Regions from separate parts of the Homo sapiens genome. Here region 2 is linked to region 1. The links are chromatin loops, found by intact Hi-C in ENCODE. Cell type or tissue: dorsolateral prefrontal cortex. All regions are shown on one strand. Each heading gives the region's core, and the rest is flanking DNA. Links, peaks and the distances in the headings are about the cores only.

The links. Hi-C counts contacts between places; a loop is a spot of excess contacts. Peaks named below come from ENCODE experiments on the same cell type or tissue, not always from the same donor. Only the 100,000 strongest peaks of a DNase experiment are listed, where the experiment ranks them.
Region 2: a loop joins it to region 1, with 5 times the contacts of the local background. A loop is called at or near these places in 33 of 110 quality-filtered maps.

What each region holds. Positions count from the first base shown.
Region 1 is chr22:43,382,221-43,398,580 of GRCh38, forward strand. LOC105373053 (a long non-coding RNA gene) reads right to left here and starts at 9,187. Exons shown (of 4, transcript XR_938288.3): 1 at 9,084-9,187; 2 at 8,716-8,863; 3 at 5,867-5,999. RefSeq lists enhancers at 5,842-6,420, 6,421-6,999. In dorsolateral prefrontal cortex, for the core only: CTCF peaks have their summits at 3,667 (motif pointing left), 3,886, 6,279 (motif pointing right) and 6,481; DNase peaks (open chromatin) are centred at 3,681 and 6,311; H3K4me3 peaks cover 984 bases; H3K27me3 peaks cover 1,315 bases.
Region 2 is chr22:43,788,714-43,805,073 of GRCh38, forward strand. All of the region lies in intron 2 of EFCAB6 (EF-hand calcium binding domain 6), which reads right to left. It also overlaps the pseudogene HMGN2P9. Among named protein-coding and RNA genes, the nearest start is that of EFCAB6, 15 kb to the right of the region's middle. In dorsolateral prefrontal cortex, for the core only: a CTCF peak has its summit at 8,114 (motif pointing left); a DNase peak (open chromatin) is centred at 8,078; H3K27ac peaks cover 1,523 bases.

The DNA of each region.
Region 1 (16,360 bases), core at 2,952-10,951:
GGCCCAGGTGTGGTGGCTCACGTCTGTAATCTCAGAACTTTGAGAGGCCGAGGTGGGTGGATTGCTTGAGCCCAGGAGTTCGAGACCAGCCTGGGCAACCTGGCAAAACCATGTCTCTACAAAAAATACAAGAATTAGCTGGGCATGGTGGTGCACACCTGTAGTCCCAGTTACTTTGGAGGCTGAGGCAGGAGGATTGCTTGAGCCCAGGAGGTGAAAGTTACAGTGAGCTGAGATGGTGCCACTGCACTCCAGCATGGGCAAAAGAGAAAGACTCTGTCTCAAAAATAAAACAAAAGAAGAAGAAAAAAGAAATGCTTCAAATGAACGAACTAAGCATCTGACTTAAAAGTTAAAATAAGAACAGCAGAATAAACCCCAAGATATTAAAAGGAATCAAATGTTAAGAACAGAAATTAGGGCCAGGCGTGGTGGCTCATGTCTATAATCCCAGCAGTTTGGGAGGCCAAGGTGGGCAGATCATGAGGTCAGGAGATTGAGACCATCCTGGTTAACACAGGTGAAACCCCGTCTCTACTAAAAATACAAAAAAATTAGCCAGGCATGGTGGTGTGCACCTGTAGTCCCAGCTACTCAGGAGGCTGAGGCGGGAGAATGGCATAAACCTGGGAGGTGGAGCTTGCAGTGAGCCGAGATCATGCCACTGCACTCCAGCCTGGGTGACAGAGCGAGACTCCATCTAAAAAAAAAGCACAGAAATTAATGACGTAGAAAACAAACCTAAATGGTTGGGAATGGTGGCTTACACCTGTAATCCCGCACTTTGAGAGGCCGAGGCAGGTGGATCACTTGAGACCAGGAGTTCAAGACCAGCTTGGCCAACATGGCAAAACCCTGTCTCTGCTAAAAAATACAAAAATAAGCCAGGCGTGGTGGTGGGCACCTGTAGTCCCAGCTACTCGGGAGGCTGAGGCAGGAGAATCACTTGAACCCAGGAGTTGGGAGGCTGCAGTGAGCTGAGATCACACCACTGTACTCCAGCTTGGGCAACAGAGTGAGATGCCATCACACAAAAAAACAAAAAACAAACAAACAAACAAAAAAACCGGAAAACAAACCTAAGTAGGGAAGAGAATCAAAGACAAAATATTATTTTTTGAAAGGACTAAAAAATTATAAAAATCTCTTACAAGTTTAAGACATAAGAGAGAGCACAGATAAACAATACTAGGGATGAAAGAAGGGACATAATTCTAGATTTTTCATAGAGTAAATGAATAATATTAAATATCACAAGACTGTTATAAGTGACTGTATGCCAATACATAAGAAGTCTTAAACAAAATTGCCAAATTCCTAGAAAAATACAATTTACTGAAGTTGACTCAAGAAAAAACAGAAAACCTGAAAGGTCCTATAATCACTTAATACATTAATTTAGTAGTTTAAAATCTTCCTATAAAGAAAACGTCTGTCCCAGATGACAATTCCAGATATGTGAATTTGGAATTCACCAAATTAATAGCCCAGCTCTCTCTGGAAGATGGTGGGATGAACCAAATCCTAATTTGGCTAAACAGTCAAAGAACAAATCAGTTCAAGCTTACCCAAATTTCTACTCCACAGTGGAGAAACACAGTCAACACTTACCAGTTTACCTTATTCGGTTAGCATAAGCTGGCTAATCAGATGATGACAGTACAATAAAGAAAACTTTCAAGTCAATTTTACCCATGAGCATAGATTCCAAGAATTCTTGAAAATTATTAGCACAGTGAATTCAGCAATAATAATAAAAAATACAGTACAGGCCGGGTGCAGTGGCTCACGCCTATAATCCCAGCACTTTGGGAGGCCGAGGCAGGTGAATTGCCCGAGCTCAGGAGATTGAGACCACCTGGGCAACATGGTAAAACCCGTCTCTACTAAAAATACAAAAAATTAGCCAGGTGTGGTGGCAGGCGCCTGTAGTCCCAGCTACTTGGGAGACTGAGGCAGGAGAATCTCTTGGACCCTGGAGGCAGAGGTTGCAGTGAGCCGAGATCGTGCCACTGCACTCCAGCCTGGGCTACAGAGTGAGACTCCATCTCAAAGAAAAAAAAAACAAAAACAAAAAACCCCAGCATATTATGATGAAGTTATGTTTATCTTATGAATGCAATTCCTATTATTAGGAAATTAATTAATATAATTCATTCCATTAACAGCTTAAAGAAAAAACACATAATCATTGCAATAGGACCTGGGTGACATCAGGCACTATTGTTCACCTGGTTGAGGTTTGGGAGACTTTACGACTTATACTGTGGGCAGGAGATAGTGGAGGGGCCCCGTCTATGGGAATCGGGTGGGAAACTGAGAAGGGTGTGCATGGAAGTGGCAATGATTATGAATCTGGCTTTGGACAAAATAGGATAGGAGGTAGTACTCTACGCGCCCCCTTCCTGCTTTTTGGGGCCTGGAGAGGAAACCCAAGTTATCTAAATGGCTTGACTCTTCCTCTCCCTCTGCCCACACCCACCCCCATCTCGCTATCTCACTGTAAGTCTCTTCTGTGATTATTATCACCTGGGGGTTGCAACCTCCAAAGCCTACAGTGGCCAGACAGGTGGCAAAAATGTATAACGTGGGCTGAGCGTAAAAAATATTAGATATTACACAGTTTACATATAATGCATTTTGGTTGCATGCTTCTTAAAAATTGCCTTCTGTCACCTGAAGAAAATTGTTTCTGATTTTTTTTCTTCAAATAGGCAGACTTCTCTGCCCAGCTTTCTTTCCTGCACACTTGATGGGGCAAGGAAATACTCCCTCGCTGTAAAAAGCACATCAGTGAAGCCCAGTGCTCGACAGCAGCTGACCTGGGCCCCCAGAGCTGGGGATGCAGCAGGGAGCGGTGAAGCCTGTAGCAAACTGAAGAGTGTGTGTCCCAATCCGAAATCACAGCCCAGATGTAGTTCAAGGCAATTTTTGTCATCTTAAAAAACGGGCCTGGGGAGAATCCACAGAGTTTGGTGATGAGTTGGATGGGAGATGTGGGGTTAAGGAGCTCAGAGAAGTTTTGGGAGATGCCAGGTTTCAGGCTGGGGGTCTCTGTGCAGTGGTGCCTCCCACTGACAGAAGACAGAGAGGGAAGGGCAATGGCTTTGGACAAACTGAGTTTGCAACTGGCTGTAGGACATCCTGGGGGCTGTCGTGGGTGGGTCAGGGCTCCAGGAGGCAGCCCATTCTCTCTGGAAGACGGTGGGACGAACCAATACGGCCTCTGAGTCTGACTCTGCGTCTACCTCAGGCAAATTGCGTCAGCCTCTGGAGTCTCCTTTTCTTCTGCACGGAGGCAGTGATACCATGAAGCCTCCACTTCTGTGAAATGGAGACTTGGACCTGGTCAGTGGTTCCGTGCTTCTTTTGATTATTCGCCGCACCCCAGCCTGGCAGAGGCACTTGATGTTATCCGGAGCCTGGGCTGCCTGGGTGGGGACACAAGCCTCCATTTCACAGAAGAAGTGGAGTCTTTCATGCACCAAGGCAGCGGAGGGGGCAGGACACAGCCTGGGCCCCTCGCAGACCCTAGAGGTCCCCGACGTGGCCCCTTCCTCCTCTGAGCCTTGCTGGCTGCAACCGCCCAGTCGTTCTCAGCAGGGATGGAAGAAGCCTCAGTGCGAAGCCCGGCGATGGCCGGGGCGCTGCTGCCCTCGTGTGGCCGACATGGAGAGGTGCCGGTTATGATGAGCAGGGAGTGATTTTCTGGCGAAACGCGGCCGCACGGCTCAGGCTGTTCCACTGACAAACTGCAGCTGACTCTCCCTGTTGACCGGGGTTTGATTCCAGCACTGCCCAGCTGGAACCCAGCACTGCGTGACACTGGGAATGTCTCTTTTCTGGGCCTCAGTTTCCCCAGCTGGAAAATGATGGAAGCAGGGGTTTTATGGGGGCTAAGTGAAGTCACGGATGTGAGAGTACCAAGCATTGTGCAAGGTGGTTGGTGTGTGCACGGTCCAAATTTGCCCATCCAGTCTTTCTTTCTCTTTCTTACTCTTTCTTTCTTTCTCTCTCTTTCTTTCTTTTCTTTCTTTCTTCTTTCTTTCTTTTCCTTCCTTTTCTTTCTTCTTTCTTTTCCTTCCTTCCTTCCTTCCTCCCTCCCTCCCTCCCTCCCTCCCTCTTTCTTTCTTCTTCTTTTCTTTCTTTCTTTCTTTCTCTTTCTTTTCTCTCTCTCTTTCCTTTCTTTCTTTGTTTTCTTTCTTTCTTCTTTCTTCCTTTTCCTTCCTTCCTCCCTCCCTCCCTCTTTCTTTCTTCTTTCTTTCTTTCTTCCTTTCTTTTCTCTCTCTTTCTTTCTTTCCTCTCTCTCTCTTTCTTTCTTTCCTCTCTCTCTCTTTCTTTCTTTCCTTCTTTCTTTCTTTTCAGAGTTTCGCTTTTGTTGCCCAGGCTGGAGTTCAATGGTGCTATCTCAGCTCACTGTAACCTCCGCCTCCCAGGTTCAAGCGATTCTCCTGCCTCAGCCTCCCAAGTAGCTGGGATTACAGTCACACACCACCACACCCAGCTAATTTTTTGTATTTAGTAGATACAGGGTTTCAGCATGTTGGTCAGGCTGGTCTCGAACTCCTGACCTCAGGTGATCCACCCGCCTCAGCCTCCCAAAGTGCTGGGATTACAGGAGTGAGCCACTGCGCCCGGCCTGCCCATCCATTATTCATCCATCATCTGGGGAGGCTGACAAGGTCCAGCCTGGGCAGCCATCTCCATCAGGGCTAACTCTGTGAGCACCAATTCCCCCGAGGCACTCTGCCCTCTGCTGACGGGATCATCTCGTCTTACCTGCCACCACCTGGGAGGCAGGTGTCACCGACATCCACATGGGAATGAGACAGGACAGCAGTGGGTGAGTGAGGTGACCTGCCCAAGGGCACAAGGCTTTGAAAACAGCAGTGGTGGGTTGGGAGCTGGACTCGAACCTGGCCTGTCTTTTCCACCACTTTTAGAGAAGTGCAGGACTCACACATAGGAGGGCTTTGGATTCCAGCTCAAGGAGGGTCTGCAGGTTACAGTGAGGGCCCGAAACTCAGAAAGCGAGGGGGCCTGCCCAGCAGTCTGGCCCGCGGAGCCCTCCCAGCTGCCCATGGATTGCATCACTGTCCCAAGGGGAGACAGGGCTGTCCTGCCGGCTGCCTCTTTGAGTCACCGTGTGGCCAGGGAGTCCTGCTGGCCTCCACAGTCACCGCCAAACCATTTTGGCCTTGGTCTTTCAAAGCCAGGTCATTTTGGGAAAACTGAGGACATCCAGCACCATGGAGGGGCGTGTGTGTCTCTGCACTGGCTGATGAAGGGAGGTGGGTGGGGAGAGTTAGAGTGCTTCGATCAACCTTGACCTTTAGACCAGCCGGTCTGACCTCTCATTATATAGACAGGCAGGGAAACTGAGGCCAGGGAGGAGATGGCAATTTGTAGGGGGCCCAGGCATGCTATGTTTTACTGCAGGCCCCTCTTCTGTTATGAAGGATGGTGGGCTAGTTTGCTGAAAAGGGAGGTGAGCAGAGGCAGAGGAAGGTGGTCTCTCGGGGACAGTGTCTGAGGACTCCGTTCTGTCTGCTTGTCGTTTTAGACAAGAGAGTCTGCAGCTCTTGCAGGGGGCCTGGTGTAACCCCTATAACCCCTAGCAGTGGTTGCAACCTGCTGAAACCAGCCTTTGGGGAAAGAGCTGCTCCCTGGACCCTTGTGAGGGAGGGGGTTGGAGGCTATTTCTGCAAACTGGCAGTGGGTCTATTGGGGACCCTGCACCTTCCCAGCCTCCTGGGGCCTGGACGACCCGGGTCCCTATCTGAGCCCCACCTTCTCTTGCTGTGTGATATTAGGGGAGTCACTGCACCTCTCTGAGCCTCCTCTGTAATATAGCAATGAATCCTACCTTGCAGAACTGGTGAGGAGATCATCTTAAACCGTGCTCCGTTCTCTCCTTCTCCACTAAGCGTGATTGTGCTTGCAATTAAATGGTTCTTTGTGTAATAAGTTGTTTAATCTCAGCCGCCGGTCCTCAGAGCCTGCAGGGACCATGAACATCTTGTTGGTCACCATGTCACTGGGCTGCCCCGCTGCACATTTGGGGAGTGAATGGAGATTTTTAGTCTGACACACCTCCAACATGTAAAAACGTCATGTCTGGGAAAAACACCTGAAACAGCTGTTGGGAGAAACTTGTGGGGAGGAGGATGTCGCGCCCCCGGCGGGAGCCCGGGACACATTGCCCAGGGCTGCAGACCGCTGTGCCCGTCTCAGTCTGGAAGGACCAAGGAGATGAGTGGGCACCAGCGTGCACTTCTCGCTTGCGTCCAGCAGGTGGCGCCCGCCGGCCAGTGGGGCCTGCAAGGAGGGCGGCTAGGCGGGAGGGCTCTGGGTGTTGTCAAGGTCGCCCCATCCCAGTGCATTCGTGTTTGGGGGTGTGTCTGCTCACAGCTCCCTGAAAGGAGCAGCGCACTTTTGTTCTTCCCTCTAGAGCCAGCTCCAGGTCGACAGCTTCAAGGGGGGCCCAGGTGGAAGTGACAGCCCCTGGTTGGAGCCCGGCCCCGGGTCTGGCTGGGGCAGGTGCTGGAACGTGGGAGCCAGAATGTTGGCATGAGGCAGGGGAGGCCAGGAAGCCAGGGATCCAGGGTGGGGGAAGGAGGGAGGAGCCATGGGTCACATGTTTCATTTGTTAAAACTGAATAAATGTATAAAAGTATAAAAGAATGCTTTTGAGGGGTAATTGGGTGCACCTGATAGGAAGGAAGGTGGAAAGAAATCTAAGCCGTACAAAAAGCATTCGGTAAAAACTAGGTCTCTTTGCTCCCTCCCTCCCCACCTCCCCACCCCAGAGGCCCCCAGAGGCCCCTTGGCTTCTGAAACATTCTTCCAGAGAATCTACCCAGGGGTGTGTGTGTGTGTCTGTGTGTGTGTAGGGGTGCTGCAAAGAGCCTGTTTGCTATAATTGTGTGGGAAGAAATAGTTTCATCTTGAAAACCCCTTAGCCAGAAAGATTCGGGTCCTTCTAGAGAAAAACCTTCTAGGGAGTTTTTAGGGTGGGAGACACTGAGTGGGTTCTTTAGGGTCCGGGTCCCAGTGCTAGCGCCCTTCACCAGGGGACAGTGCTTTGTAGTTTGCAAAGTCCCCTTTTGTGTTTTACACTTGAAATGGACTTTGGTCCTCCCAGCAGCTCAGGCTGGGGGTGTTAGTTTTCCCCATTGCACAGATGGAGACCAGGGCCAGAGAGATTAAGGGACAGCTACGTGCCACACAGCTGGTGACAGAGGCTAGAGTGTGGATCAGGGCATCCTGACCCCTCCGCCTGCCATGGTGATTTTCCAGATGGTTAGGGGAAGGCAGGAGGAGTTGTAGGGTTGGAGGAGGGAATCTGGCCTGTGTTCCCAGGGAGCCGGCAGGCACCAATCAGCTGACCCTGCTTAATTTAAGCCCTTCAAACTTATGGGTTCCTAAAGCCACTTGGAGTCAGCCTTCAAAATGCTCTCCTGTTCTCCCTCCTCCTCCTTCTCCCTCCTCCCTCTTCCCCCTTGTCAGGAATCTGTAAGAAGAGGGGAGAGTGGATTATAATGGCCCCCCGCGGAACTCACCTGCCATGAAAGGGTGTTAAATAACACGCAATTTACATGTCTTCCCTGTAGGAAATTATAGAATCAGAGCTTTCAAATTAGCAATAGATTTTTCTAATTGAATCTCTTTCCCGTATGGCAGGTGAAGTGAGAAATGATCAGGTAGTTCAGTTTCCCCTGCAAATGGACCACCAGACAATTGAAGGAATTAAATGCTTCTTAAAAGTGCAGGTAAAATTGTTGTTATTTTCTGGGAAGTTTGTCTGCCTAAAGATATTGCAGGTGCATTTGTGTCCATGTGATCACTGTGTGACAAGATGAAGGGTGTCTGCACCCAAAGAGGAGAATGATATGGAGGAAAGTGGATCTGGAAAACAGAAACTGGGGTGGGTGCTCCTGGGCCACCTCCCGCCTCTCCCACCAGCTCTTAGCTCAGAGCCAGGCTCTGGGCCTTGCTCTGGAGCCTCTCAGTCATTTTGACCTTTCTGAGCCTCAGTTTCTTCCTCTGTAAAAGGTGACCATAGCATGGATATGGTTCATGTGAGGAAGGAACAAGACAAAGCCTGTGCAGTACTTAACACAGTGCCCGGCACATAGTAGGTGTTCAATACACAAACATATCTCTATACTACCACTACTAATTCTTCTTCCTGTCATTGCTATTTGTTTGCCTGGTGGATTCATTGTCCATTGGTGCAAAATAAATTAGCACAATACTTGGAGGCTTACAGCAAAACACATTTATGATCTCCTGGTCTCTGTGGGGCAGGAGGCTGCACCGTGTCTTCAGGTCCTTTGCTCTAGGGTCTTTTTTTTTTTTTTTTTTTTTTTGAGACAGAGTCTTGCTCTGTCACCCAGGCTGGAGTGCAGTGGTGTGATCTTGGCTTACTGCAACTTCTGCCTCCTGGGTTCAAGCGATTCTCCTGTCTCATCTTCCTGAGTAGCTGGGATTACAGGTACATGCCACCATGCCTGGCTAATTTTTGTATTTTTAATAGAGACAGGGTTTCACCATGTTGGCCAGGCTGGTCTTGAACTCCTGACCTCATGTGATCTGCCCACCCCAGCCTCCCAAAGTGCTGGAATTACAGGTGTGAACCACTGCACCCGGCCAAGCTCTAGGGTCTTTGACAAGGCTACAATCAGGGTGGGAGAACAGGGTCTGCAATCTCACCTGAAAGCACCACCGGGGAAGGATCTGCTTCCTAACTCACATGGTTCTGGCAGAATTCAGCTCCCTGCAGACTGTTGGACTGGAGGACCTCAGCTCCTCAGCTCCTGGCCCCATGGGCCTCTCCACAATGGCAGTTGCTTCATCACTGCTGGCAAGATGGAGGCCATACACTTACATCACCTCATTGCAGAAATGACATTGTCCCATCACCTTTGGTGTACCCCATTGGCTAGAACCGAGTGTCCACACTCCAGAGGAAGTGTGTGACTACTGGGAGGCAGACATTGCCGAGGGCCTCTTAGACTCGGCCCAACACAGTAATCACCAGGGGCCCAAGGCAGAAGTTTCGTCAGAAGAAAAGGTGGTACCTGAGCCGGTCATGGTTCCTTGCCAGGTGGGGTGACCCAAACCTTCATTCCTAACGAGTCTGGGCTCTCAGTCCTGCCTTAACAGGGTTGTTGTGGTTTCTGTTGACTTTTTTCCAGTCCTGATTCTGCTGTCAAGGACCTGGGCCCTCTCCAGACTCAGGGCACTTTGACCCTGGGGATGTCACTTTGACCCAAGCCCTGATAGGTTGCTCTATACCTGTGATGCTCTTTGCTGTGGTGACTCAGCAGGACTCCTAGTCCTTTAGGGCAGGAGAAATCTCACTGGGAGAATCATCCACCTCAAACCAAACCTGCACCCAGGAAAACCTCTTGATTTTGATTAGAATCAAACCTTCCTAACCAAATTTAGCACTTATGACATCTGTCTCGGAAACATTGACCTTGGGAGAAAGCCATGGCTAGCAAAGGAAACCCATGGTGGCAGAAGCTAACTTGGGATGTGGCTGGAAACTGTTCGGAGGATGAAGTCTTCAGTGGAAACGTCACAGGGGGAAATATGGATGCCAGTGAAAATAAGTTCAGTGAAATGGAAATGAACATACAAATAATAAGTTAGAAACTGTTTGAAACACACTCGATAGAAGACCAGCCAAGGAACTAAATTCACGTAAGGAGCTTCCATCTGCAAAATACTTGCTCATGAAAAAGATACAATGCTGACAAAATTCTGATTAAAATTAAATGTGGCCAGGCATGGTGGCTCACGCCTATAATCCCAGCACTTTGGGAGGCCGAGGCAGGTGGATCACCTGAAGTCAGGAGTTCAAGACCAGGCCTGGCCAAGATGGTGAAACCCCGTCTCCACTAAAAATACAAAAATTAGCCAGGCGTGGTGGTGGGTGCCTGTAATCCCAGCTACTCAGGAGGCTGAGGCAGGAGAATTGCCTGGACCCGGGAGGCGGAGGTTGCAGTGAGCTGAGATTGTGCCACTGCACTCCAGCCTGGGCAACAGAGGAAGACTCCGTCTCAAAAAAAAAAAAAAAAATTAAATGTGATTCATAGACAAGGAGGAAGGCCTGGCCAGGAACCCCATTCTTCCTCGAGCCCACGTGCTGCCCCACCAAGCCCCGCTCCGTTCCCTCCAGTGCATGGGGCTCCCTGGGATCTGGCAGCTGTCCTGACCCAGGGATTGTCCCATTCCCAGGGAGAGGGACTTGATGGCAAACCCAGGGCTCCCCAGGTGTCATGGGGCAGATGCTCCCTTCCCAGGGCCCCTCAGGTAGGGGGATTGGGAGTGGGGTGCTCAGGGCTGGAGCAATAACCAGGGTCCTGGGGCGGAGATCCAGGCACAGACACCAGGTGGCCCTGCTGGGGGCTCACGTATGAACATGCAAGTGCAAAAGCCCAGAGCAGGAGACAGCAGGTGCCCAGGCTCAGCCGGGGGTCACTGTGGTAGGGACCTTGCCAGATGGTGGGCAGCTTGAAGCAGCAAGGAATGAGTAAAGTCTGTAAAAGGAGAGAGAGAGAGAGAGAGAGAGAACGAGAGAGAGAGAGAACAACAGCACACGTATGTGTGTGCCGGAGTCAGTAGTGGGTGGGGAGGAATGACCATCAAGCCTTTACCATGTCCTTACCTGGCCTCTGTGATCTACTAGAGACCCCAAGACAGTCCCAGGTGGAAGGTATTATTATTTGCCATTTTACAGATGAAGATCCAGGCTCGGGGAGTCTCTGCTCCAAGCCTTCACGACAGGCAGGTCCTAAGCCTAGGTCTGTCTGTCTTTCTGTGTCTCCAAAACTCCCTCAAGAACATGGCCGTCAGGCCCAGTCTTCCTGTGGGATCCTTTCTTGGGATGAAATCTTCCCTCCCTCAAGTATCCCTCTAATGAAAAGCACCCTTGTCTTACCCCTGGAAACTCTCTTTCTCTATTTCTTCCTCCACCCCCAACCCTTGGCTTCACCCTCCTGTGGCCCTTTGTCCCAGGCCTCAGCCTCCAGCCCTTTCCCAGCCTGGGCCGGGCCACTGCCACCCCTCTATTCCCCACTCCCCTTTCCCCTGCTGGGCCCCTCTCAGGAGGCCCCCGGTGAGGTCATCCCTGTGTCAACAGGAGCTGCACAATGGGGCCGGCCTCTTTCTGCTGAAGAGGGAGAATTGGGGTGGGGGAGAAAAAGGCAGGAGACTCTGCAATTACAGGGTCCACAATGGGGCCGTAGTCGAGGGGGCTGGACTGGGTGGCGGGGGGGGGACCTCTGCTAATTAGAGCCGCTGCATGGGGACTCTGTGGTGGGGGAGGGGCTGTGGGCCAGGCAGGGCCTGGGAAGATCAGCCCAGGTGGGTCCTGACGTTCCTAGTTCAATTGTTCGTTCGTTCATCTGTGCCGTAAATATTGCCTGAGCACCTACTATGTGTCAGGCACTGTGTGAAACACCAAGGACACAGCAGGGACCTCAGGGATGGGGCCCTACCCTGATGGAGCCAACCCCGTAGAGGGTAAGACAGAAAGTAAACAGATAAACACACACAACAGATAAATGTGTGCCAGACTTTCAAGACGAGTCGAGTGCCATGAAGGAAATAAAATATCATGAAATCTCAGAGCAGTAGGGGTGTGTGTGGGGTGGGGAAGCAATATTAGCAAGGTGATCAGGGTGGGCTTCTTGGAGGAGGTGATATCTGAGGTGAGATCTGGAAAGCAAGACATGGCAGCCATGTCACAACCAGGGGAGAAATGTTCTGGGCAGAGGACATAGCAGTTCAGTGCAAAGGCCCTGAGGCAGGAACACCCCTGGCATGTGTGAGACCAGAAACATGGTGGGTGTGGCAGGAGAGCAGTGGGTTGGGAAGAGGGGTGGATGGTGGAGAAGGGGAGCTGTGAACAGCTGTGGTGTCATGGAGCTGGCTCTCATCATGCATGACAGTCATCTGTGCATAGCTATTCCCGACACTGCTTAGGTTGGTAGCTTGTGGTAGCTTGAAATCGATCATAGTGGGAGTATTTACACCATGGAAATTGGCAGATGATACAAATCAGGGTTTCTTTATTTTTTTATTTTTGAGACAGAGTCTTGCTCTGTCACCCAGGCTGGAGTGCAGTGGCACAATCTCAGCTCACTGCAACCTCCGCCTCCTGGGTTCAAGCGATTCTCCTGCCTCAGCCTCTTCAGTAGCTGGGATTACAGGCATGCACCACCACACCTGGCTAATATTTGTATTTTTAGTAGAGACAGGGTTTCACCATGTTGGCCAGGCTGGTCTCGAACTCCTGACCTCAGGTGATGCACCCACCTTGGCCTCCCAAAGTGCTGGGATTACAGGCGTGAGCCACCGGGCCTGGCCAAATCAGGGTTTCGAGCGAGATGGCGGGAGACGGAGAATGCATAGGTGTGTAAGAGCATTTTTTCTCTACTATTCACAAATCCAAGGAGTGAAGGGCTAATGAGACTGACATTAATGAAGCTTCTACTGTGTGCTGACACCTCCTAGACCCCTTCATGCACCTTTTCCCATTTAATTCTTGCAAAGAGGTCCAGAGAGGTTAAACAGCATGACCAAGGTGGCCCAGCTCTTACATCAGGGAGTCAGCTCTTGAGCTTATGTGTGCCTGACCCCCTCACCAGGCTCTTCCCACTTTGCCAGGCCTTTTTGCTCCCACATCCACCCTTCTTCATAAGCCAGCTGCATGCTATAGCACTCATCAAAGCCTTTCTCATGTAAGAGCTGGTGTGGGGGACCTGGATGGGGCAATGATAACAGGCACAGCTAATTTCCATTGAGTGCTTACCACCTGCTTGCTGCTGCCTGGAACTCCATCTTGGGTACTTTTTTCCACAGTCCTGTGGCACAGGGCCTGATGTTATCAGCCTCATTTTACAGATGAAGAAACTGAGGCTCAGAGAGGATGCCAGGCCTCCCCTAGGTGCCATGGTTCTCACCACACAGATGAGGGAATGAGGCTGGATCCCAGCTCCTCCTGAATCGCAGGCAGCCTTGGCCAGCAGGCTGCTGGGCTTTCTCTGCCTCCCTTCTTCTTCCTGCTTGTTCCAAGATATGTCATCCTGCCAAGCGCTGGGGCTTAAGGCAGTCGAGACGAGAGTTGGGTCTTGGGGAAATTCTGGGCAGGAGAATGCTGGTGGGGGGGGCTCTGAGAGCAGAGGGGGCTCCTTGTGGCTCCCTCCCACCCCAGCCGCTCAGCGTGGATAGTAGAGGTGACCTTGGTACAGACATGGAGTTTCACCAGCCTGGAAGGGAGGGCCTGGATGCCAGGGGCTGGTGATGTTGTCCCTGTTTCCAGCTCTGCCCAGCACGGCTCCAGCCCAGTGTGGGGGGGTCCGATGGGGCTGAAGCCTTGGGAAACTCGAAGGCCTCTCAGTGGAGGGGACAGCTGGGCCAGACATGTGGACCAGTGGGAGGGATAGCTGTCCTGGCTCTGCCTGAGATGGGACCCCAGGGCTGCCAGCCTCCTAAGGGACAGAGACATTGGGATCGGCCCTGGTGAGCCCTGGGTAGGTCCTCGGGAAGCCACCTCCCTACCACAGTAAAGCACTGTGCCCTCCTCCTTTCACCCGGGCTTGGTGGGTCAAATCCAGGCTCTACCCGGCCTGGTGGCTCAGGCGCGATTTCCTCTTGTATTCCAGGGGTCTGGCAACAGTCATCTCTCAGGGGTTGTGAGGATGAAGGCAGGTGTGTAAGGCACCCTCACCCTCCTCTGGGCCCACAGTTCCTGGCACCTCCCTTGGTCCCAGCACAGTGATGACAGTGAGGTACCACCATCTGTCACCTGCGGAGTTCACAGGCTGTGCTGGGCGCTTTTCTTTAGTTCTTCTTCTTCTTATTTTTTTTTTTTTTTTTTGAGACAGAGTCTTGCTCTGTCGCCCAGGCTGGAGTGCAGTGGCACGATCTCGGTTCACTGCAAGCTGCGCCTCCTGGGTTCATGCCATTCTCCTGCCTCAGCCTACCGAATAGTTGGGACTACAGGCGTCCCCCACCACGCCCATCTAATTTTTCTTTGTATTTTTAGTAGAGACGGGGTTTCACCATGTTAGCCAGGATGGTCTCGATCTCCTGACCTCATGATCTGCCTGCCTCGGCCTCCCAAAGTGCTGGGATTACAGACGTGAGCCACGGCGCCCAGCTGGATACTTTTCTAAATGCTCTACTGCCCTGACTTATTTAATCCTCATGCTGGCCCTGCGAGGTGGAGACTAAGATTGGCATCTTCCCATTTTACAGATGAAGGAGAAAGGGGCCCGGAGCCGCACAGTGATTGCCCGAGGTCACCACCCGGCCCCTGAGTGGTGGGGCTGGGCGCCTGGCTCAGAGCCTGAGGTCCTGGCCTCTCTTCCAGGCTTCTGTTTCGCCCCCTGGGTAGAAGCTGCTCCTTCACCTCCACCACTGGCAGGAGCAGAGAGGCCCAAACCAGGGCTGCTTGTCAAAGGGATGAGGGAGGGCTGGAATGGCCTTTGCTGGGGCGGCGCTCACAGTGATTAGAGTCTGGGGTGATGTGGCAGGCAGGGAGGTGAGGACAGAGAGAGTGGGGAGCTGATGAGGCTGGGGGTGGTGGGCCCTTGGCTGGGGCAGGGCCTGGGGCAGGAAGCAGGATCGGTCCTGCATCTCTGTTAAGAGCCGGGCTGCTCAGCAGCAGGCGCCATGGCAGCCGAATCCCAGGCAGAAGGAAGCAGCCTGCGGAGGGTGAGCAGGCACCAGCGGCTGCCCTGTAGCCAGGGCACTCCGCCGCCACCGCACACGGCACAGGCTGAGCGCTGGGGGCAAATACAGCTCAGCAATGCTCCGCGCTGCGGGTGGCAGCAAGAACCCCTGGGGCTGGGGGCAAACACCAGGCCTGGCACCTGGGCGTCTGCACCTCCCTGAAGCTGAATCCACGGCACAATCTCTGCTCAGCCTCTGTTTGCAGTGTAAACACCCGCTTTCCTGTGCGGGCCGCCTGGTCCTGCCCGCCCTCCCTCACTGCGAGGGGTGCAAGGGGAGGGGCGTCCACTTGGCTCCTGCAGTGTCCTGGGCCCGTGGGTGGCTGTGTTTGAACGTGAGCTTCAGATGGGCTGTTTGTGTGGCACCAATGACTGCCGCCAAAGAGAGGGAGAAGGCTGGGACCACGTTGGCACTGGTCAGCCTGGAGGGTGCAGACACAGGCCAAGGGCTAGCGACAGCCTGGAAAACTGGCATGGTGTGGGCACAGTAAGCAGAGGGCATGGTGCAGACGAAGGCAGGGAACCAGGAACTCAATCCTGGATCACATTTATAGGAAATATCAGGACCCTGGAGTGAGCGATGTGAGGCTGGGCTCTGCACTGGATCACCTGTGCCTCTTTTGCTGGTGCTGAGCTCAATACCTGACATAAACAGGGGCCCTCGCTCTCCAGGCAACTATCCAAAGGGGGGCCCCTTAATCCTCATCTTCCTGGCAGATGGGCATAGAAAGCCCATTTTGCAGATGAGGAAACTGAGGTTTTGACATGGTGTCCGGACTTGCCCAAGGTTGTGCAGGGGGCAGGTGGCAGGTGGCAGAGTCAGAACGGGAATCTTGGTCCAACAAGTGCCAAAGCTCCCACAATAGTCCTGGAATTGCCCTCGTTGAGAACTCAAATGCCCACTGCCTCCTTCCTGAGGTTGTTGGTGTGCAGGGCTGCCGGTGTGCGGGGCTGCTGGTGTGCGGGGTTGCTGGTATGTGGGGTTGCTGGTGTTGGCTTGCTAGTGAGTGTGGTTGCTGTTCTCTGGAGTTCATTTGCTGGTGGTGACCAGAGTGGGCATCTGCCCAGGACATCCGGGGCTTGGCAGGAGCTGACCCCACCTGAGGCCTCCATGTGAGAGCTGGGGCACCTGCAGGCTGGGCTCTTCCTGGCCTCCCCAGGCCGGGCTAAAGAGGGCATCATGGTCAAGCAGAGGTCTGGCTCAGGCCCCTGGAAGGAGGGCCAAGGCCTGAGGAGAGGAAGTCTAACCAGTCTCCCCCACTATGGCCATGACATTCACTGGAAGTAGCAGTTGGGATGTGGTCAGGGCCAGGAAGAGAGGCTGGACACCAAGGTCCTGATCCTGGTCCCAGCTCTGCCATGGATGTGCCCCTTGGATGAGCTGCTTCCCCTCATTTTCCATCTGTCAAATGTGGATGACCTTGGCTTTGCTAGGTGGCCCTGGGAACACAGCACAGCCATTTCCCAACACATTTCAGACAGTGGTCTCTTCTAGCCAAGGAAACCTCTGCCCCCGATGGACACTGGAGTCATTATTCTCAACATAATGGAGGATCGCTCCCGAGTGCTGGAGACTCAGAGGCATAGGGAGATGCCTCGTTTTTCGGGGG
Region 2 (16,360 bases), core at 4,380-12,379, 410 kb after region 1:
AATTTCACTCCCAGGTATATACCCAAGGGAACTGAAAACATACATCCATCAAAAAAAAGTTGTACTTAAATATTCATAGCAGCATTATTCACAATAGACAAGAAGTGGAAACAACCCAAACTTCCATCAGTGGGTGAGTGGATAAACAAAAAGTGGTAGATCTGTTCAGTGGACTATTATTCAGCCCTAAAAAGGAATGAAGTCCAGATTCATGCAGTAACATGGATCAACCTTGAAAACATTATGCTAAGGCAAACCCCCAAAACCACATACTGTATCATTCCATTTATATAAAATGTCCATAACAGGCAAATCTAGAGACAGAAAGTAGGTTAGTGGGTGGCAGGGAAGGGGAAGCAGGGGCTAAAAAAAAGAAAATAGATTGGCAGTTGCCAGGAACTGGAAGAAGGGAGGAATGGGACTGCTGATGGATACAGAGTTTCTTTTAGAGGTGACAAAAATGTTCTGGGATTAGATAATGGTGATAGTTGCACAACTTTGTAAATATACTAAAAGAACACTGAATTATACACTTTGAAAGGATGTGAATTTTATGGTATATGAATTATATCACAATTAGAAAAAAGGAGGAAGAGAAGGAGAAGGTGGAGGAGGAAGGGGAAGACAGAGATGCAGCAGCAGCACTGGGTGAGCCAAGGGAGACGTTGCTTCCGTGGGCACCTTTGGCAAAGGTAGTTCCCTTTCAATAATTTCTAAGGCAATATGTTTACTTGACAGTTATTTAGATTATGATTTAAAGACCTTAGGGGAAGCAGGGCAAAAGCAAGACATCCAGATGTATCCCAGTGAGTCACAGCGGTGTCCTGCTTACCATCAGCCAGGCTCACGCCCCCACTGTCAGAGCTAACTTGGCTGTGCTCCTACTGCAGCAGACCTAATGCTCAGCGGTCACGACACTGTTACATGCCTTCGTGATTTTTAATTCGTAGATACTGCCAGTCTGTGGCAATGAGGAGTTTGGCTTATTAGTGTTTCAGAAAATAAGGGGAATTTTAGTCTGACTCATTCCTTTTTGGCTACTCTCAACGTAAGAGTGAATTAAGGAGGCCAAGCTCCAGTTCTACAAGGAAGTTTACAGCATAATTGTCTGAGGCTCCTAAGTTGGCTAACCTTCACACACACACACACACACACACACACACACACACAAAAGTCTTCCTACCAGGTTCCATGTATTAAATGCAAGTGTAAAATTATTAAATATTCAAAAATAGATGGATGTGGATGGCACTATACGAGTATACAGAATCAGACTAGATGATGCTTCTGAAGTCCTCAATTTGAAGAATCACAAAGTTTACAGGGTTGAAGAAATGAATAAGAATTTTTTTTAATGTGCAAGAAATCCACATTGGCTAGTACTTTGCTTTCCCTCTCTGGGCAGGCACCGACTCTGCCTTGCACTGTACAGTCTAGAGACCTGTCTTATTTGCCACAGTCAGGTGGCAGGTCCTGTACGTAAGAACCACCTCATGGCTTATACCATAAGAGCCCTAGAGCCTCAGCAATCCCACACACATCCTTCTTGGGCTGGATTAATTTAACTGAATTGAATCTTTACAGAGGTAAACTTCCAGAATTATACCGAAAAACAAAGCTTGGTTTGTGTTCACACAGTCAACACATATTTACTCAGTTCCTTTCTAGGAGTCTGGAGATCAATGAACAAAATATGTAAACTCCTGGACCTTGTGGATCTTATACTGTAGAAATGGAAGGCAGGCAATAAACAAATTAATCATACAAGTGAATCAGATCTACGGAGACCAGTGGAGCAGAGAAGAATAGAAGACATTAAGCAAAGATCTAAAGGAGACCAAGAGGGGAACCATGCAGTTAGGAAGACAAGGAAGAAACAGGCGGCCAGATGAAGGACAGCCTTGCAGGCCAGTGTGAGGCTTGGCTCTTATTGTGATACCTGACATGTGAAACCTCTAGGGGGTTAGTGCAGAGGAGATGATCTGGCCTCTGGGTTAAAGGAATATCTCTGGCTGTATGTCACGAATAGGCTTACAGGTGCAAGGGAGGAAATGAAGACAGAAGTCTTCTGCAATAATCCGTGCAAGAGAAGACAGCGGCTCAGACCATGTGGTTTTTGTAAAAGTATTGAGAAGTGATCAGATTCCAGCCACATTCTGAAGGAGGAGTCCATCATACTCTGGTAGATTTGATTCAGCATGCAAAAGAAAGGTTGGGTGGAATGACCATTACCTGAGATGGGAAAGACTGCAGGTAGAACAGGTTTACAGAAGATCAACACTTCCATTTTGGACATTCAAGTTTAAGATGCCTGTTGGGTATCCAAGTAGATATACTGAATAGGTCACTGAATACATGAGTTTGAGTTCAAGGGACAGATTGGGGCTGAAGATAAAAGTTTGAGAATCCCAGCACTTTGGGAGGCCAGGGTGGGCAGATTGCTCGAGCTCAAGAGTTCAAGACCAGCCTGGGCGATATGGCAAAACCCTGTCACTACAAAAATACAAAAATGAGCCAGGTGTGGTGGTGCACACCTATAGTCCCAGCTACGCAGGAGGCTGAGGTGGGAGGATCGCTTAAACCCGGCAGGTGGAGGTTGCAGTGAGCGGAGACCACACCACTGCACTTCAGCCTGGGTGATAGAAGTGAGACTGCCTCAAAAAAAAAAAAAAAGTTTCGGAATTGCCAACATATCATGTATATAAAGGCATGATATGAGATAGTCCCATCAAGAAAGTAGGTGCAAAAAAAGAAAAGGTCAAAGGGCTGAGCCTTGGGGTCCTCCAACGTTCACCGTTGAAGGAGATGAAGAAGAACCAGCAAAGGAGACTGAGAAAGACCAGAGGCCACAGTCCTAGAAACCATGAGAAGAATAAGTTCTAAGGAGGAGGGTTGATGGTGAGTGTCAAATGCCACCGTAATAAGGGCTTCGGTTTGAGTGAGCCCTAAGGCACCACCGAGGACCCTGATAGTAACAATGTTGGGGGAATGGTGGGGGAAAACCTGTCTAAGTGAGTTCCTGAACAATTCAGAGGAGAACGAGTGACAGTAAATAGAGACAGCAGTTTCAAAGAACTCTGCTGTAATGGGGAGAAACAGTAGAGCTGAGAGACAGTGTGATGACTGGTCTCAGGAGACATTTCTTCAAGATGGGAGAATCAGCAGCATGTCTGAACACTCATGACGGCAACCTAGTAGCAGGGCAAAGAGAAACGCAGCAGGAGAGAAAGAAGAGCCTCGCTGGTTCCCACGGTTGGCCAATGGAGATGGGATCCCATGGACAAGTAGCAGGATGAGCCTTCATGGTGACAAAAGAGAAGCTGGAGAATGTGGATTCAGGTGTGGTGATGGGAGCCTGTGGCAGCTCCCTTCTGATTCTGCTTTCTCCTTGAACTAGGAAGTCAGGTCATCAGCAGCGAGTGAGGCTGGAAGAAGTGAGGCTCAGGATTGAGATCACAGGACACAGAATGAAACACTGTCTAGAAGAGAAGGCAAGTCGGGGAGTGGGAGAGGTGAAGTGACAGCCAGGGAACTGTAAGAGCCATCTGAGGTTCATGGACACGAACCTGTGGTTGTGTGTTTTTCTCCAGCCATGTTCAGCAGCACAGGTAGGCAAAAAGTTGGGTTTAATTTGGGCCAGGGTCTTGACAGGCAAGTGTGATACCACAAGTCAAGGGTGTGTGCAAGGGAAGTGGAGATGTGCACATCTTGGCCAGGAAGGAGCACAAAGAGTGATGGGAATTATCTGTGTAGCTGAAATAATAAAACAAGATTGAAGAAATTAAGAGACAAGAAACTCAGCCTGATGAGGAATTTTAAGAAGGCAAATACATTATCTAACTCAATTATTTATTGGGGACTCGCGGAGTCAAGAAATGTGCTAATATTTATGAAACTTATAGTTATCATTTAACTCTTCCCACCCCCAGTTATTCTTCTTCCCACATCATAGGTGAGGAAATTAATGTTCAGAGCAGGCCAGTGACTTGCCCTGGGCTACATGACTGCGGTGCCCCAAGGCTGGAGACTAAGCCTCTCTCTTCCAGAACCAGAAGACATGCTCTTCCCCGATATCAAGTTCACATGGTTGTCAATGACCAAAGCTTTCCTGTCTCTTTTTACAAAATCAATAACACGTTCCTTAAGAGCAGCCGAAAGTCACTGGCTGCCCAGGGTTGTGTGACGGGGACACTCAGTCTCACGCATTACCCGGCTCTCTAAGCACGTGGGGAACATCCACTGTTACTGCATTCCTTGTTGCAGTGATTGCTGATGCACAGAACCGTTCTCTTTATTTTATCCATAAATTCACTTCCTAATAACAATAAGGCATGCCAGGGCTTTGGCCTCATGCCTTATTACACCACCTGAGGAGTAAGATAATCACCCGGAAATGCACTGCCTGTTGTGCATTTTATTACTTGAATACAAAGTGATTCAATTCAAGAAACACTTAGTTGAAGACAGCATGAAAAAAAAATAATCATATGAAAAGTAATTCCTCCTAATGCCACAGAGTACACTGCAGGGAGTACTCTTCCAGAGGGAGAATGGTCTGGATGACCTGTTGGGTCTCCTCTAGTTCTAATTTCTACCAACTGCGGGATCATAAAAGCTAGTGAGACTTCAATTACAATATGAAGATTCCAAAGGGCCAGATCTGGATCGTTCTGAAAATGGAGCCTATTGGGTGTTCTACCTAAACATTCTTGGTATAAGCATTTTCTAAGCAACCATTCTCTCAACCATCCATTATTCAGCAAACACTGTAGGCCACTGCAGGCATTGGCTAGGGTCTAGGAAGAGAAAGAAATATAACCCACCCTGACCCTCTAGTCACTCACCATTTAACTCAGAATGTTAAAGAAAATGGCAATATGTTGCAAAAGGAAAGAACAAGGCATCCCCGCAGCATCTCCAACTAACACTACTGTAGCCTGGAGAAATTCAGCATTGCTCTGTGGGGTACCTGTCTGACTAGAGACTAACACTACTCTGTGGGGTACCCATCTGGCTAGAGTGGGTGAGAGTGTGAACTCTATCACTCTATCTCCACGGTCAGATTAAAGACTTCTCCCAACAGACACCATCCATCGGTTCATCTGAAGGGGAGAAAGAGCTATTCCATTTGTAGATTCCTCAAGCAGAAATAACATGATTTGTTATTGTTATTAATACCATTGTTTTTAAATGCATTTATTTTCCATTTTTAAAAATGGATTTTCAAAGGGCCGTGAAAGCAAGCATATAGCTTTAAAACGGTGGTTCTCAAAAGTGTGGTGCCTGAACCAGCACTTTGAGACCTTTTTTCAGAAATGTACATTTCCAGGCTCCACCCAGACAAACTGACTCTCTGGGGGATGGGGCCCAGCCATCTGTATTTAATAAGCTTGAGACCAGTGCTTTAGAAGAACCTGAAGTTGATTGATAAGTATGAGTTTATAGGTTTTGCCTTTAAAGAGGTTCATGTGTAAAGTTTCCCACTTTATATCAAAATGAAGTTAAAAGCCAGCCGCAAACATTACGTTTAGGTCCTTCAACTAGCAATAACCGAGCATCTATTTTGCTGGGCACTGGGTGTTATCTCATTTAATCATCAACCATGTGACAACCTTGTGAGTTAGACACTATTATCCATATTTTTAGAGGTGGAAAAATTAAATGCCAGAGAGAAAAGGTCAAATTTACTCAGTAACAGTGAAGCCAAGACCCAAACTCCGGTGAATTTAATCCTTGGCTTTTTGTCCAATTGTGCCAGCATGTGTATGTGTGTATGCATTTGCCTACATGCATGTGAGTGATTTGTGTGTATTCGTATGTAAACAGATAAGAGTAATGAAGTTTTCATATATTTGATATGGCAGTAAGAAAATCTGTGTATCAATCCACAAGAATAGATAACTTGAGTTTGCAAAACGGTTTAACAATTCTGCAACCTACTCAAGAGAACATGTAGAAAATTAAAAGCAAGCCATCTACATACAGTTCTAATCAAATATGAGGATTCCAGCATTCGTGCCACCAACATTTGAAGACCAGTCCCTCCTCCCCCATTCCAGTCTCATACTGCCTTAATATCTTAGACAGACTCTACTGGCAACCCCTAGTCTATTGTTCTAAACATAGGAATTATAAGAATGCAAGTTGATTTACAAATATATTCCAAATGATAGGGTATCACAAAAAACAATTTAGCCAGTCATCTGAATTCAATTTAGCAGAAAAATCTGAGCTTATAAACTGACCTGCCTCCACAGCTAGGCAACACTATGGCCACGCATTTGGGACACAGTCTCCCTCCACCAAGGAGCTCCCCAGGCCCTGTACAGCCCCTTGCCCTGCCCGAACCTCATCGTCACAGACAGTCTACCCTCACACACTGTAAGACCCACCCCCACAAACCTAGAAATCAAATGAAAAACAACAAACTGCGGAAAGTGAATATATTTTAATGGAGTAGGATATCACTGCTATAACTGGTAACTAGAAAATATGTAGAAATATCAGAACACGTTTAGGACAATGTCAAGAGAACAAGTACAGTGGGGCATACACTATGAATACAACGATATAAAAATATATTGTCACAAATAGACAGGGACTAGAAGATATGACAAAAATTGCTACCTGGGGACGATGGAGACATTGATCTTTTTATGTTAAATGTTCTTTAATAACCGTGTCATGGCATGTTCTAGACATCATGCCTACCAGTGCCCACTAGGCAGGAGAGGAGCTGCCTCCTGCCCACATCTCCCCTCTCACGGCCCCATGGGTCCCTCGGCCCTGCTCCACCCCAGCCGATTCCTCTGCCTTGAGACCTCCTGGAACATCACTTTCTGGAGAGGCTTCTCTGACCACCCTGCATCTTCCTTGCAGAGTCTCTCACACAGCCTGCACTTCTCCGGCACTGTACATACCCCAACTTCGCATTACACTTTTAGTTGGGAAATTATGAACTCCATTATAAGCTCCATGAAATAAAAGGGTGTGTTTACACCACTCTACCCCCAGCCCCGAAGTACTCAGCACGTAACTGCTGCTCCAAATTACTGACAAATAAATGGTTTTCACAGCCCTGCCATTCAGACAGCACTCGCCTCCCAACACACACACACACACACACACTACACACTCACCACATACTCTCACCATACACAGTCACCACACACAATACACACTCACCACACATACACCACACACACACACACCCCTTCATCACACACGTACCACACACAACTCACCCCCCACAGAAACACACACACCACACACAACTCACCCCCCACAGAAACACACACACCACAGACCACTTACCCCCCACAGACACACACACCACACACACAGAGTAGCACACATGCACACCACATGTCCTTCTACTCCTGTATTTTATTGATGAGTCTCTCTTTTTCCCACCATTCAGGGTAGAAGTTTCCACGCCATCCACAATTCCTCACTCATCCCTCTACTGAGAACTGGTGGCCAGTGTCAGCCAGGTTTCCTTAATGAACACCCTCGACCCCATGACTGTTCAATGTCTGTCTTCCCTGTCAGACTATTAATGCCGTGGGAGCCAGGGTCGGGTTTGATCATGTGCTCAGCACGTCAACCTCCAAAAAATGATGAATGTTAAGTTGAACTAAATTAAGTAATTGTGTTTTGTATTAGTTTACACTAGCATGAATGTCTTGCTGCCCCAAATACAGAGCCTAAAGAAAAAAGCTTATACTGTTTTGTTTGTAATACTCCTTTATCATGGATATAAAAGTCTAATTTCAGGAGCTATCTCAGAAATTCACTATTACCTCATGAATATCATCAGACCCACCACACCTGATGTGATGACAGACACAGATACGGCAACCGAGAAAAAACAAGTCGTGTCAGAAACACTGACCACAAGTGTGCTGTCAAACATCTCAAAACAGTTGCACTCGAAGCCTTTTAAAATGTAAGAGCTGCAGACAATTACGCTCTCTCCCAGCTCCTATAAGCAGACAAGGAGGGCTGAGCACATCCTATTTATAGTCAAGCCAAATCCAAGCAAGTCCTCAGCTCCTGCAAAGTTGCATGTTTTCCCAGCTTCAGGGTTCAGGAACTAGAAGTCTTGCTGCTGCTGCCACCTATTGCAGGAAATGTGAATCTAGGTTCAAGAAAAGCTGGATTGTCGAGTGGGCCCTGCTGTCTCGCAGTGACGTGGATGGAATCATTCTCTGAACTCACTGCAGTTGTCTAGTATTTCCATTCATGCTGAGCACCAAATTAAGGTCATCCACTGTTAAAATGTATAAGCCAATGCTTGCTGATGTGATATATATGAGAATGCCTAAAAATTTTGGCCCAGGAGTCAGCACTCAGTAAATGCTTGTTGCCTGGATGACGGACACAAACCAGATAGAAGTGGCAATGGTAACATGATCAACTTTTAAAGCACCTTTCTCTTGAGACCTGAAGCCCCACACAATGACCTGGCCGCCTACTGTGCAAAAGCTGTATCAGTGAGCACAGATGCTCAGGGAGGAGGAGCATCTCACCTGGCTTTGGTACTGCCTGAGAGGGTGCTGCTGCCTTTGGGAGCATTTGTTTTGGTGCTATTTCGTTTCATGCCCTTCAAGATAAAATATTTCTGACTTTGGGAATGCTGAAAAATAAGAGAGCAATGGGGTTAGCACAGATTGGCGGACAGATTTTCTTATTCGGCCTATGCAAGCTACAAGAATGGAGCCTTTGGGTTTGTCAAACAATCCAGCAATTTGCAAGCTACCGGAGAACTGTGTAGGAAACCTTAGGCAAATCACGTGAATTTCACACTAAATTGTAGGATTCTCAGGGGGAGAGATTTTATGTGACCACTGTACAAGCATCACTTCTCTTTTCATGTCTCAATCCAATACACACACACACATGCACACACACACACACACCCCTACTGTGGTCCCTTCTGTCTTCCTCACAACAACCAGCATAATCATTTCAAATGCTGATCTCCTCGTGTTACTTCCTTGCTTAGAACACTCCAATTGCCTCCTAGTGCTATTAGAACCAAGACCAAAGTCCTTGGTGTCTTTGTGGCTGCAGCACAGGCCCTCCCCTGCTTCTCTGCTGCCATCCTCCCCCGGCTCCCTCTGCCTCAACCACACTGGCAGTCCCTCAAATGTGCTCATTCCCAAGCAAGAGATTTTTTCTCTTCACCTGCTGTAACCTCTACTTAGACCACCTATTCCTCGCCCCTCTCTGACTAATGAATGCCTCTTTCTCCTAACAATCAATGGTTCTCACACTTGAGTGGACATCAGGATCACCTGGACAGCCTGTTAGAAACAGATTGCTGGGCCCACTCCAGATTCCCATTCCAGTCCTGGGTTGGGGTGGGGCCTAAGAATTTGCATTGCTGGCCAGGCACAGTGGCTCACACCTGTAATCCCAGCACTTCGGGAGGCCAAGACAGGTGAATCACAAGGTCAGGAGTTCAAGACCAGCCTGGCCAAGATGGTGAAACCCCATCTCTACTAAAAATACAAAATTTAGCCAGGTGTGGTGGCGGGTGCCCATAATCCCAGTTACTTGGGAGGCGGAGGTTGCAGTGAGCCAAGATTGTGCCACTGCACTCCAGCCTGGGCAATAGAGCGAGACTCCATCTCAAAAAAAAAAAAAGAATTTGCATTGCTGACCCGTTCCCAGGAGATGCTGGTGCTGCTGGGCAGGACATCACTCTGAGAACTGAGGCCCTAAATTTCAGTTCAAATGCCACTTCTTCAGGGAGCCTTCCTTGACACCTCATGCTAGGCTGGCTTCCCTTCCACGCTTTCACAACGACCTCTGTTGTCCTTCATAGCCTTAGTCCAGTTTGTAATGATGTAGCTATTGGGATAAGTCTTTGATTAAGGCTTGTCTCCCACTAGACTTTCAGTTCCCTAAAGACTAGAGCCAAGGCAACTGACATCATCACTACGTCTCCAGACCCGAGGCCAGTGACTGGTGTTCAGAGGTATTCAGAATGAACGCATGAGTGGATTTGCTTCAGCTGCTGAAGCCTGACAACACAAGGTAGACAATGCCTGCCTGTGGCCTCCTGCCTGGAGTCCTCTCTCTAATCAGTCAGCAAGTGATGTCAATTTTACTTGGAGAACACCTCTTAAATCTATCTTCTGCCTCTCTGCATCCCTGAGGTCACTGTCCAGTTCATGTGCACTCTTGAGATTACAGAAACAGCCTCTGATCACTTCTGGGTCTCCAACTTCACCTCTGATTCATCCTCCTCTGTTGCAGGATTTACCTTTCTACAGCACAGGCATAATTATGGTACTCCCTTGATAAAAATACACAATGCAGCTGGGAGCAGTGGCTCACACCTTTAACCCCAGCACTTTGGGAGGCCAAGGCTGGAGGATCGATTGCTTGAGGCCAAAAGTTCAAGACTAGCATGGGCAACATAGTGAGACCTCGTCTTTACAAAAAAAAAAAAATTTTAATCAGCCAGGTAGGGTGGTGTGCCTGCAGTCCCAGGTGCTCAGGAGGCTGAGATGGGAGGATCACTTGAGCCCAGGAGTTCAAGGTTGCAGTGAGCTATGATCACACTGCTGCACTCCAGCCTGGGTAACAGAATGAGAATCTGTCTCCACACACACACACACACACACACACACACAAACATGTACAATATCAAATTATACATGTGTTAAAATTTCATAGGATTATTCACCAAGGAAAAAGATATGCACACTGTTAAAAACTAGTGAAATGTGAATGAAGTCTTTAGTTAATATTGACTTTAGTTAAATTGATGTTGTACCAGTGTCAATTTCCCAGTTTCAATAATTACAGTTATTCTATAAGATATTATCACTGGGAGATGTTGGAAGTACACAGGAACACAGTACTAATTTTATAACCTTTATGTGAATCTAAAATTATTTCAAAATAAAGTTTTTTAAAAACATGCAATAGTCCAGTTCCAAAATGGCAGCATAGAAGCAAGCTGGCTTCACTCTCACCTGAAAACCAAAGTAAATATACAGTGCCGACATTATCATCAGGAATATCCCAGAACTCTCATATGAAGACGAAACAGATCTTGGGGCCACAGCTATGAGGGGACAGTAAAAGAATTCAACTTCCACATCCACAACGCCCCTCCCCCCATTCTGCCTGGCACCAAGCATGCAAGAAATTTTCCCCCAATTCACTGTTTCTACACTGGGAAAAGTGAGATTGAGGTGGACAACCAGCTTCTCCACCATCTTGGGTTCGCTGGCAGGAGACCTATCCCTGCCTTAATCCATCACAAGTGCCTGAAGGGAGAAACATCCCTGAGGACAGACAGAGGTAAAGAGGGGGAGGTGGGACTACCATCTCCAGCTCTTGAAAAACTGCTCTCTAACTCAACAAAAGGAGACACCAAATCAGAGTGTATTTTCAGCAGTCACATGCTGTAGGAGGTTTGTCCTACTGGTCGCCTGGACACAAACCCTACCCAACCTTCCCACGCTGCTGGGACATCCCCTTTGGGACCTCCCCCATTCAGGAAGGTCAGCATTCCAAGCAGTTACTAGAGTCAAGGTGAACCTGAGCTCAAGGTACCAACAACTACAGCGGAAAAGGAGGCAGCAACCTAGCAGTAAAGAACCTCTAAGAAAATATACCCAAAGAAAACAAGCAAGAAGTCCAGAGAAGACTGGAATAGATAACTTCGATGCAAAAACATAGATGTACATCCACAAAAAAGACAGCAGCAAACAGAGAATCATGATTTCCCCAAGCAAACAAAGCAAGGAATCAGTAACTGATCCTAATGAAACAGTGATATTTGAGCTGTCTATCCAAGAATTCAAAATAGCAATTTTAAGGAAACTCTGTGATTTCCAAGATAACACAGAAAATCAATTCAGAACTTTATCAGAGAAATTTAGCAGAGATTGAGATAAATTTTTTAAAAATCAAGTGGAAATCTTGGAACTGAGAAATACATTTGCTGAACTGAAAAATTCATTAACGGCTACCAACAGCAAAATGGATCAAGAAAAGGAAAGAAGCAGTTAACTTGAAGACAGACTATTTGAAAACACACTCAGAGGAGAAAAATGAAAAAAAAGAATGAAAAGCAATGAAGATCACCTATAAGATATAGAAAATTTCCTCAAAAGATGAGATTTTAAAAAATGATTAGTATTCAAGGGAATTGAGCAAGAGCAAGGGGTACAAAGCTTATTCAAATAAATAATAACAGAAAACCTTCCAAGACTTGAGAAAGATATAAATATCCAGGTACACAAAGGTCAGAGAACAAACAGATTTGACCCAAATAAGACTATTCCAAGGCATATAATAAACTCCAAGTCAAAAACTAGAGAGAATCCTAAAAACGGCAAGAGGAAAAAAAACAAATAACATATAAAGGTGCTCCCATTCATCTGGCAACAGACTTCTTAACAGAAATCATATAGCCAGGAGGGAAGGGAACAAATTTTCAAAGTTCTAAAAGAAAAGAAAAGACACTGTCATCCAAGAATATTATATCCAGCAAAGTTATCCTTCAAATATGAAGAACAGATAAAGTCTTTCCCAGACAAACAAAAGTTGAGAGAATTCACCACCACCAGACCTGTCTTACAAGAAATGCCAAAGGAATTCAATCTGAAAGAAAGAAAACACTAACATTCAGAAAAAAAACAAAAGATATAAAACATGCTGGTAAAATTAAGTACACAGACAAACCTGGGATACTCTAATACTGGAATTGTGATGTGCAATCTACTCGTAACTCTAGCATGAAGCCCAAAAGAGAAATCTCTTAAAAACAATAATAGCTACTACAACCTGTTGAGATAGGTAATATAAAAGTATGTAAATTGAGACAATTAAAAGTCAAAATGTGGAACAGATAGAATTAGTGTAGAGTTTTTTCATTTCTTGTTTGTTTATATTCTTTTTTCTGACCTAAGATGAGCTGTCATCTTTTTAAAATAATTTGTTATATCTATAAGATGTTTCTGTAAGCCTCATGGTAACTATAATGCAAAAACCTAAAAAGCAATGGACTAAAACATATTACCAGAGAAAATCAACCACAAGGGAAGACAGTAAGAAAGGAAGGAAGGGACGACTTAAAACAAACAGAAAAAAGCAACAAAATGGCAACAGTAAGTTCTTACTCATCAACAATAACACTGAATGTTCATTGACTCGGTTCTCCAATTAAAAAGCATAGAGTGGCTGAATGGATTAAGAAACAACACCCAACAATATGCTGCCTATAAGAAACCCACTTCACCTATAAAGACTCGTATAGACTGAAAGTGAAGGGATGGAAAGGATATTCCATGCAAATGAAAACCAAAATAAGAGCAGGAATAGCTTTACTTGTATCAGATAAAATAGACTACAAATCAAAGATTATCAAGCAGTGTGAAAAAGAGGTGAGATGTCCCCTGAACTGACAAGAGGCTGTGTGCTGCTACATCCTGCAACCAGCACCGACATCCCACTGCCATCATCACCATGCCCAAGAGAAAGGTTGAATAGGACATGAAAGAAGATAAAACCAGCTGGGTGGCTCACGCCTGTAATCCCAGCACTTTGGAGGCCAAGGCGGGTGGATCACCTGAGGTCAGGAGTTCAAGACCAGCCTGACCAACATGGCGAAACCCTATCTCTACTAAAACTATGAAAAATTAGCCAGGCATGGTGGGGAGTGCCTGTAATCCCAGCTACTCAGGGAGGCTGAAGCAGGAGAATTGCTTGAACCCAGGAGGCAGAGGTTGCAGTGAGCCTAGATCATGCCACTGCACTTCAACCTGGGTGACAGAGCAAGACTCTATCTCAAAAAAAAAAAAAGATAAAACCAAGATGAAGGACAAATCACAGAGATCTGCAAGCTTGTCTGCTAAACCTGCTCCTCCAAAGCCAGAGCCCAAGCCTAAAAGGGCCCCTACAAAGAAGAGAGAGAAGGTACACAAAGGGAAAAAGGGAAAAGCTGATATTGGCAAGGAGGAGAATAACCCTGCACAACATGGAGATGCCAAAACAGACCGGGCACAGAAAGCTGAATGTGTTGGAGATGCCAAGTGAAGTGTGTGCATTTTTAATAACTGTGTACCTCTGATGACTGTACAGTTTGAAATACTATTTTTAATCAAGTTTTATAAAAATGCAGAAGCTATATTGTTAGCACACAGAACACTTCATTGTTGTCTTTTGGGGAAGGAGCCTATGTCACTAATAGAATGTCTTCAAAACTAGACTGATGTGGAAAAAACACCTTTCTCTTCTAGTTTTGAGAGACTTCCTCTTGGCTCCCACAAGGAGGGATTTCCTGGCTTTGACACACATAGCCACTTTAGCATGAAAGCCTTAAGGAGGGGAAAACAAATTTATTTTTATGTCCTCTTTTCTCTTTCCACCTTCAGCATACACTTAACTCCCTTAAACCGAGATACCTGTTGGGACCTGACCCTCAATAATTGATTATCAGCGTGTCAGGCAATCTGGACTTTCCAGTGAAACCACTGAGATGGTGCCCCTCAAAAGAGCAGCGGTTCTCTTTCTGGGTTGTGGATCTTTAGACAAATTCTCCCATTTTCATTTCACTTCCTGAAAGTCATGCTTGGGTCATGAAAAGTTGTTCAACCCTCACTCTAAACTTTCCCTGTTCAGAGCATCAAATGAAAACTTCATAGGGTTTGATAGGGGCTTTCTGATTTTTGATAGTCGGTTGAAGAAGGGAGTTTGAAAGTTGTTAAATACTGTTAATGATTGTCTGCCCATGTCCTGCTGAAATACCGTGATTGGTTATGGAAAGTATCTTTAATAAAGCTGGGTATAGTTTGGCTTGGGAAAAAAATCAAAACCTATCAAAAAAGAAAAAGAAGGTCACTATATAATGATAAAGGGATCAATTCAGCAAGAGGATATAACAATTATAAATATATATGCACACCATGCCAGAGCTCACAAAGACCTGAAGTTAAACATTACTAGATCTAAAAGGAGAGACAGATTGCAATACAATAATATTAGGATACTTCAAAATGCTTCACTCTCGGTAATGAATAGATCATCCACATAGAAAGTCAACAAAGAAACACTGCCATTAAACTACAGACTAGACCTAATAGGGCTAACTGATATTTACAGAACATTTCACCCACTGCTTCAGAATACGCATTTCATTTCCTTTTTCTTTCTTTAGAGATGGGGTCTTGCTGTATTGCCCAGATTGGACTCAAAACTCCTGGGCTCAAGTGATCTTCCCCTCAGCCTCCCAAGTATCTAGGATTATAGACACGCACCACTGTATCCAGCTAGAATGACATATTCTTTTCATCAGCACATGGAATATTCTCCAGAATAGACCACATCTTAGGCCACAAAACAAGTCTCAACAAATTCAAAAAAGTAGAAATCATATCAAGTATCTTTTATGATCACAATGGAATAAAACTATAAATCAATAACAAAAGGAACCTCAGAAACTCACAAACACATGGAAATTAAACAACACACTCCTGAATGACCGATGAATCAATGAAGAAATTAAGAAGGACATTTTTAAATTTCTTGAAATAAATGAAATGAAAATCCAACACACCAAAGTCTATGGGCTACAGCAAAAGCAGTACTAAGAAGGAAGTTTATAATAATAAATGCCTATGTCAAAAAAAATAGAAAGACTTCAAAAAAACAACCTAATGATGCACTTCAAGGAGCTAGAAAAGCCAGAACAAAGCAAACCCAAAAGTAGTAGAAGGAAAGATATTATAAAGATCAGTGACTGGACACGGTGGCTCACACCTGTAATCCCAGCACTTTGGGAGGCTGAGGTGGAGGATTGCTTGAGGCCAGGAGTTCAAAACCAGCCTGGGCAATATGGCAAGATCCCATTTCTACAAAAACTTTTTTTAAAAAATTAGCTGGGAATGGTGGTGGCACGCACCTGCAGTCCTAGCTACTTAGGAAGCTGAGGCAGTATTGCTTGAGCTCAGCAGTTTGAGGCTGCAGTGAGCTATGATCCTGCTACTGCACTTCAGCCTGGGCAACAGAGCCCTGCCTCAAAAAAAAAAAAAAAAAAAATCAGAGGATAAATAAACACAATTGAGACAAGAAAAAATACAGAGAATCAATGAAACATGATTTGGTTTTTTGAAAAGATAAAGTCAACAAACCTTTGGTTAGACTAAGAAAAAAAGAGAGAAGACCCAAGTTGGAAGAGAAGAAGTCAAATTAGCCTTGTTCACAGATGACATGATCTTATATTTAGAAAAAAACCAAACACTCCACCAAAAACCTGTTAGAACTGATAAGTTCAGTAAAGTTGCAGAATGCAAAGTCAACATTCAAAAATTGGTGGCATTTATACATACCAACA